Regions from separate parts of the Homo sapiens genome. Here regions 1 and 2 are each linked to region 3. The links are chromatin loops, found by intact Hi-C in ENCODE. Cell type or tissue: GM12878. All regions are shown on one strand. Region 1 has its middle 1.7 kb from the start of SLC10A2. Region 2 has its middle 35 kb from the start of SLC10A2. Region 3 has its middle 65 kb from the start of SLC10A2.

Region 1 (2,500 bases), 63 kb before region 3:
CCTGAATAGTTGAGTGCCCTGTGCCTAATTATGTTGCAAATCAGGTGTCAGACTCTGAACTGGGACCCAGATCTCCATCCAATTTCCACTCCCAGTAGTTTTGCTACTGTATCAGTGTTTCCTGGAATTGCTTTGTAGTGTCCATAAAGTATATGGAAATTTAAGAAACTTCTAGGGTCTTGGTGCAAATCTGAGAGAGTAACATTTGGGAAGATAGAATGTTTTCTGTGTTTCCTGGTGGAAAGGAGTCTGACTTGCACAGCCACCCTCAACTACTTACACATGCAATTATGTGTGCGTTGTCATAGTAACAGAGTACTTTATAGATGGAGACAATACAATTATTTAGAGGGATGAACCTCAGAGAATTAGGTCAAAGTGACAGGATCTCTTTGTGCTTGGAGTCATAAATTGAAATTCGATTTTTTTTTTTTTGGCAGGGGGATTCCAAGAGAGATTTTTGTAAATGTCAAATAGTCGACCTCATGCTGGGCAGAACGCTGTATTTCAGTATACAGGGAAGATAAAGAAAGAGGTAGAGAAGAGATTGTCCTGTTTTCAGGAGTTTATAACCCAGTTATTGAGTTAGGACACAGAGTAATAATAAAATTGAATATTCCGATCATGATTCACAATTTGTAGGACAAATTCTAATTTATTATTCAACTTAATCATCTTAAATTAAGTAGGATTAGCACTCCCATTTTACAGATGACGACTTAAGGGTTGAGGAAATTGAGTGCTTTAGATAAGGTTAAAGGGAAATGAGAGAACAACGTGTTTTCCTATGGCTGGTATCTGGAAATACTGGAACCGAGCGTTCTGATTATGTGAAGAAAGTGGTCGGTTTGGCTTGCTGGGGATTGGAGTAATATCTTAGAACAGAGCTTCTCAAAACTCAGTGTGAACAGGATTCCCCTGGGGGCCTTGTTAAAATGCAAATTCTGATTCTGGAAGTCTAGGGAGAGTTTTCTTTCTAGCAAGCTTGTAGTTGATGGCGATGACACTGATCTGGGGTCACACTTTTAGTATCATGGCTTCAGAATAGCAGAGTGACAACAGTTGTACCCATATTGGTGACAACGGAACTTACCGGTCACAACTGAAAGCAGCTTTTGCAGAGAAACTCAATATGGGAAAATTAACCTTTTTCATAACTGGAGTAAATGTGAGCTGTGGCTAGCAGAATGGGCCACTGAGCAGAAGAGCTAATAGAGTGAAATGCCCAAACCACAGGTGGGGGTGCCTAGGCATTGAGCTACTGGGAAAAACCTGAGCCATTTCCTTCCAGGGCAACCGTGATTTGTACTTGTTGATGTGGCTATCTGAGTGGTCACGTCCTGCCTGCCTTTCTAGCACAAGTGGGGGCTGCCATTGTCCCTGACCTGGCTGCCTGCCAATTCCTGGGAGAGCCTTCTGTCTTTCCCACCTCCTTCCCCACCCCAACAGCTAAATGATAAACCAGGTAATATCCAAAGAGGCCTCCCCTCCCACTCCTAGGTGTATCATGACTTGGCCCTACCCTGCTGGCTGCTCCAAGCATTTCCTGGGACTGACCTCTGGCCTACTTCTGTCGGGAGCTGGCCCTCCCCAGGGCAGATGAGCCAAGTGCACTCCCTGCTGCCACACCTGAGCATCTGCACCTAGCCGCTCACACCTGGGCACCTGCACCTGAGCACCTGTGGCTGGCTCTTCCCCCAACTCCCAAAGGTGGGTGAGGCAGATGCCCATGCAGTGGTGATCAGTTTACGGTCTCTCTTTTCTGATTTCTCTTAACCTCAAACATTAGGTGAAAGGCAGAAAGCTAGCCTAGGATTGAACGGCAAATAGCCTCTTCACCAGGTCTGATCTGCAAAGGAAAATTTGAGCCCTGCAGGCGGGAAGGATTTGGATTCTGAAATTTCTCTTAAAGTTGGAAGGCTGCAGTGCAAGGCCCAATGCACAGGGCTCAAGACAAGCATATTTAGACACCCTCCTTTGAACTCAAATGGGTTTCCCAGGGCAGGCCTCCTGTTTTGGGCCATGGCTGCTTCTGGGTTGGCCAGGTGTGATCCATACTTAGGCTTTTTGCTCACAGTGCTGGAAGCAGGGAAGAAAAGTGAAGGGAGCAGAAAGCAGGTTCAGAACAAAGCTCTTCTCAAATTTCAGATGACTTTCTAAGGAGATTTTAGGCTCCCAGGGGCAGAATGCTTTGCATATAGACAACTTGCAAATGAGCAGTCTGTTTGACTAGACAGAGTGCTACAGTTCTGCTTAAAAAAAAGTGCCAATGCATTTCTAATTTCACATTGTTTTTACATAAATTTGCACATTAGGCTTGAGAGGTTTTATATTCAAGTATCGGAATGATTCACAATTAATTAGTACCCTTAACTTCAGCTATATTCAAATCCAGACACTGAAAGTATCTAAATATATAAAAATCATTCTCAGGAAACAACAGGTGCTGGAGAGGATGTGGAGAAATAGGAACACTTTTACACTGTTGGTGGGACTGTAA
Region 2 (2,500 bases), 99 kb before region 3:
TTCTGTGCCACACCCAGGTGCTGTAATCTCTTACTTGGTTTCCTTGCCTCTTGTAAGGTATTTTCATGCATGGATAGTTGTTCAAATCAGTGTTTCTGTGGGAGGCATGAGTGCTGGAAAATTCAATTCCACCATCTTGCCAACATTTTTTCACATAAGTTTTCTTAATATTGCTAATGGTCTTTATAACTTTGTAATTGATTTATTTTCCTGTTCGGAGTGTTAAAATGTACAGTGATAGAAAATGATGGTAGATTGGAAAGACTTCATCTAAAGATGTGAGAAATTAAACGGAATTTTATGCATTCACCAGATATTAATTATATAGCTGCTCTGTGCAAGGTGCATAATAAATGAATATTTACCAAGGACATTTATATTTTAGAATGATCTAGATATTGTATGACATTGATTGGAATGTCGTTTATTTGAGTGGACAACATTACTCGAGCCATGCTAAAAGGATTTCCTGGGAGAAATGAATCTATTGCTTGAGTTTGAGAAAAGCAGTCTTGATTTAGTGGAGATATAGTGGAAAGAACCTTTTCTAAGGATGGGAAGAATGGCAACAAAATAGAGAAATGAAAGTTGTAAAAGGGCTAAATGAAGCATGCACTTACAGCTTAGAAGCTTTGCCCTAATTGACTTTACATAAGACAATATATTTAATGTTGTGAAAAATGGGGTTAATGAAATAATGATGTTAGGGAGGCACTGTACTGAAAAGCTTTAAAGACCATGGCTAGGAAGTCAACAAGACAATAGTTGAGAGACTGATTTTTACACTCTTTTCTTTATGTTTAGACCAATCTTCTGGAGTGGCAATGTTTTCCGCTTTGAGTTGTTAATTAGATCATCTTAATTAAGGATCAAAAATGTGAAGGACAATATATAGTATTCTTAAGAAAAGCAACTCATCTACTCTCAGTGCCCAGTGAAGTGCCTGGAATGTGATATTTGCTCAATAAGCAAGGAATGTTCAGATGAATGACAGGTCCCTAGCAAGTTCAACTCTTCACTTTCCTGAGCATTTATTGCACTACTCATTGTTGATCATAAATTCCTCTTTAACTGAATAATCACTGCTCCTTATATGTTGAAATCTCACCCTTGACCAATTCACAGAAACTCAGAAACTTTCCAAAATAGGAATAGTCCATCTGAACGGTGGTAAACAAGATACTAAAGTTTGCATAATGGAAAACAAATGATGCATAAAAGCTGTGTGCAATGACTTAGAAAGAAAAAAAAACGACAATTTTTAACCTACATCTGCTTCTTTAACTATTTTGGCATGTGAGAATCAGAGTCATGCAGGCATACAAATATTAGCACATCAGAAGACTGCCACATGTCTGCTCAGATGCCTTTTTGGTATACCTCTATGCTGCAGAATAGACTCAAAATAGCAAAAAGCAAGTCAATGTTGTCATATTTGAAATGACTGAAGGTAGTTTTGAACTTTCTCACTGAAGCAACTGTCATGGGGTTAAAGACTTCTACCAAGGCTGCAATGAACCATAAAATCATCCCCACATCTGACATATGGTTCATAACTGAGGTTGAACACCCATCAAAGATCACAAAGTGATATTTGACAGCAAATACTTTTGTGATATCATTTGTTTGGATTTTTAAGAGTGAACATATATATTATTAATATTCCCTTTCCTTTGTGTTTATTGCCTTCCCATACATTTTTTAGGAGTTTGAAAGAAAAACTTCAGAAAAATACAACGATAAGTGTCAATAAATTTTCTGAAGAGAGTTTAAAGACATAGTTAAAAAATTTTTTTTTTTTTTTGATGGAGTCTCACTCCGTCACCCAGATGGGAGTGCGGTGGCATGATCTAGGCTCATTGCAACCACCACCTCCCAGGTTCAAGTGATTCTTCTGCCTCAGCCTCCCAAGTAGCTGGTATTACAAGCATGCACCACCATGTCCAGCTAATTGTATTTTTAGTAGAGATGACGTTTTGCCATGTTGGCCAGGCTGGTCTTGAACTCCTGACCTCAAGTGATCTGCCCGCTTTGGCCTCCCAAAGTGCTGGGATTACAGGTGTGAGCCACCATGCCTGGCTGTGATGTGATCTTGGCTCATTGCTTCCCTCCTGGTTTCCAGCCATTCTCCTGCCTCAGCCTCACGAGTAGCTGGGATTACAGGCATGCACCAGCACGCCCAGCCAATTTTTGTATTGTTAGCAGAGATGGGATTTCACTATGTTGGCCAGGCTGGTCTCGAACTGCTGACCTCAGATGATCCGCCTGCCTTGGCCTCCCAAAGTGCTGGGATTACAGGTGTGAGCCACCATGCCCGGAAAGATTTCTTAAATAAAAAATTGTCTCTTGTCACAGACATGGATGTTCTTCCAGTTATTGAGTAAAAGGAGACTGCTGACACCACCACAACCACATCAACAATACTGACAATAGCAGAGAACAACCACGTTTTATAGATGCAGCAAGTGAGGCTGGTGAAGGGTAAATAGCAAAACCAAGG
Region 3 (2,500 bases):
CTCAGACTTGCAGTGAGCCACACCATTTTCCCTGGTTCTCCAGCTTGCAGATGGTGTATCGGGGGACTTAGTCTCCATAATCTAGTGAGCCAATTCTCCTAATAAAGATCTTCTTATATCTCTCTCTATATATGCTATTAATAACGTCTCTGAGGAGAACTCTGACTAAAGAGGTAGATACTATTACTCTGCACATATTAGAGAGGAGGGAAGTGAGGTGCAGGTTCAATAACTTGCTGAAGGTCAGTCATAGATGCTAAGTGACAGCACCTGGGCATGAACTTTGCAGCCTGGTGAGAGTCCATGCTGTATTTCCTTAATAAATGAGTGAAGAAAACATCATGTTCTTTCTTCTCAGTGCAAATAAATTTTAGAAAATTATAGTCATTTTTACTTTACTTGCCACTTTAAAATACGCTCACTGCATTACAATACCTGGAATGCATATTTCTGAGGCATATATTGTTATTTCTCAGCAGTATTTTCACTTCAAGGGCCCACATGGGGAGTGGCTACATCAAAATCACATGACTCCTAGTAGGTGGTGGCAATCAGGAGGACTGAAAATTAAGACTAAGGAGTTCAGTTCCAAATTCATTCCTCCTTCTCATTCCCAGATAATCAGTTGTGAAATACCAGCAATAACTTATTACACTTTAACTTCATTTCAGCTCAACTTAGTCTGCTGAGTTTCTAAAGATGGCAGCAATCCTGGGTGGGTACCTATAGCGAATCACTCACACCAACACCATTTGAGAAGACAGGACCAGCGCGGGCAGTGTGAAGGCTAGTAAGAACAGTAGTCTGTGCCGGAGATTGTAAACTGGTGACTTCGGGCCAAGCATGGTGACTTCAGGCATATAGCTGTGTTTAGTTAAGCCAGCTGAGTGTTTCACTTTTTAAAAATTAGCTGCCAATGTTTAAAAATTCACACACATTCAGATTTCCTTCTTCTTAGGAAACATCAGACGATCTGGCAATCTTGGGTTCTCACTGCTAATGCCAACAATGGATTGGACCTGAAGGCAGCTGCCCTGTTGAGATGTGTCATTCATTCTTCAAGTCTGACTAGCCCTGACCACGCACCATTTTCTTGCAGCTCCCTGAATTGGCTTATTTTGTGTATTAACGGAACAATGATTAGCAGTCAAGTTTGTGATTCCTGCCTATGCAAAATTTTCTGTTCTTTAATCTTGTGAAAAAGAAATCTCTGTCACATGATTAATCAATTCCAGTGTTGCATGATTAGATTTCAGACTGAAAGCTGTGTAAGAAAGGGAAAAGAACTTGGACTTTGGAGTCAGGAAACTCTAGGTTCAAATTTAGACCCTGTAAATTATTCACGTATAACCACTGAAAAGTTTCTTTCTCTCTTTGACCATTGTTTTCTTCCTGTGTAAAGTATAAAAAAAGACCATGTGGCAGAGAACTATGAGTACATATCTGGCATCCAACAGATGCCAGGTTTCTTCAACCTTTGCTATGACAAGTGTCACTAAAGAATCTGGAAAAAGACTTTGACTTTATTCTCAACAATTTCGGTCTGATAAGGGGGACAGACTAGTGTCCCATTATCTACGATGTTAACTTTGATCACCTGCTTATTGTGGATTTTTGCCAGGTTTCGCCACTGTAAAGTTACTATTTCCCTTTTTGTGATTAGTAAATAATTTGTTGGGAGCTATTTAGAGACATTGCAAATACCTTATTCTTCTTCAACCTTTACCCAATAGTTTAAAGATTCATAAATGGTTTTTGCCTGAATAAATTATTATGATAGTGGCCAAAAAATACCTGACCCTGGTTTTGGAAGTCAGGGAGCATAATCAGTATTTTCCAAGAAAGAGCCTGGGAAGGCCTCCCCCCGCCACCCCCATCCCCCGGACTGCAGGACATCATTGTTGGTATCCCTGCAATGAAAGAAATCCATTCTGCTATTCATCTTACTTTAATGCCTTGGGACTGAGTCAGGGAAGGTGTCTTGTCCTCTACGTATGATGGGGTAGACAGGAAGACATGGGGTCTTTCATTTCTGTGGTTGGACATGGTGAACTGACTTTCGTGGAGAATACACATAGTCAGAAACTGCAAAAATGCAAGATGCATGTTGCACTGGCATACCTGCGTTACTCCTTTAGAAACAATGAGTGCCCCATTCATCTCTGATCACAACCATTCATCTCTGATCAGAACTTCCATCCATCACCCTCCCTCTCCCTCACATTGCCTTGGCCAAACTGGCCTCCTCACTGTTTCTCAAACAGGTTGTGCACATTTCTGCCTCAGGGCCTTTGCACTGGCTGTTTTAGCTGATGGGAATCCTTTTCTCTACATATCCACATGGCTCTTCCCTTACTTCCTTACAATCTTTCCTCATTTGAGAAAGGCCTACTTTGACTACTCATTTAAAATTGCAGCACTCTCTCTCTAGGATTCCTTTTATCCTGAATAATTTTTTTTTCGGCTGCTCTATAGATAGAGCTGGGCTATCCCATAGGCA

What was found. Peaks named below come from ENCODE experiments on the same cell type or tissue, not always from the same donor. Only the 100,000 strongest peaks of a DNase experiment are listed, where the experiment ranks them.
Region 1: a loop joins it to region 3, with 1.9 times the contacts of the local background. A loop is called at or near these places in 2 of 110 quality-filtered maps.
Region 2: a loop joins it to region 3, with 6 times the contacts of the local background. A loop is called at or near these places in 2 of 110 quality-filtered maps.

What each region holds. Positions count from the first base shown.
Region 1 is chr13:103,066,858-103,069,357 of GRCh38, forward strand. No RefSeq gene overlaps it. Among named protein-coding and RNA genes, the nearest start is that of SLC10A2, 1.7 kb to the left of the region's middle. In GM12878, no CTCF peak of the experiment used is centred here; a DNase peak (open chromatin) is centred at 1,024; H3K27ac peaks cover 766 bases.
Region 2 is chr13:103,030,358-103,032,857 of GRCh38, forward strand. No RefSeq gene overlaps it. Among named protein-coding and RNA genes, the nearest start is that of SLC10A2, 35 kb to the right of the region's middle. In GM12878, no CTCF peak of the experiment used is centred here; DNase peaks (open chromatin) are centred at 566 and 1,344; H3K27ac peaks cover 2,500 bases.
Region 3 is chr13:103,129,695-103,132,194 of GRCh38, forward strand. No RefSeq gene overlaps it. Among named protein-coding and RNA genes, the nearest start is that of SLC10A2, 65 kb to the left of the region's middle. In GM12878, no CTCF peak of the experiment used is centred here; a DNase peak (open chromatin) is centred at 1,287; H3K4me3 peaks cover 502 bases; H3K27ac peaks cover 998 bases.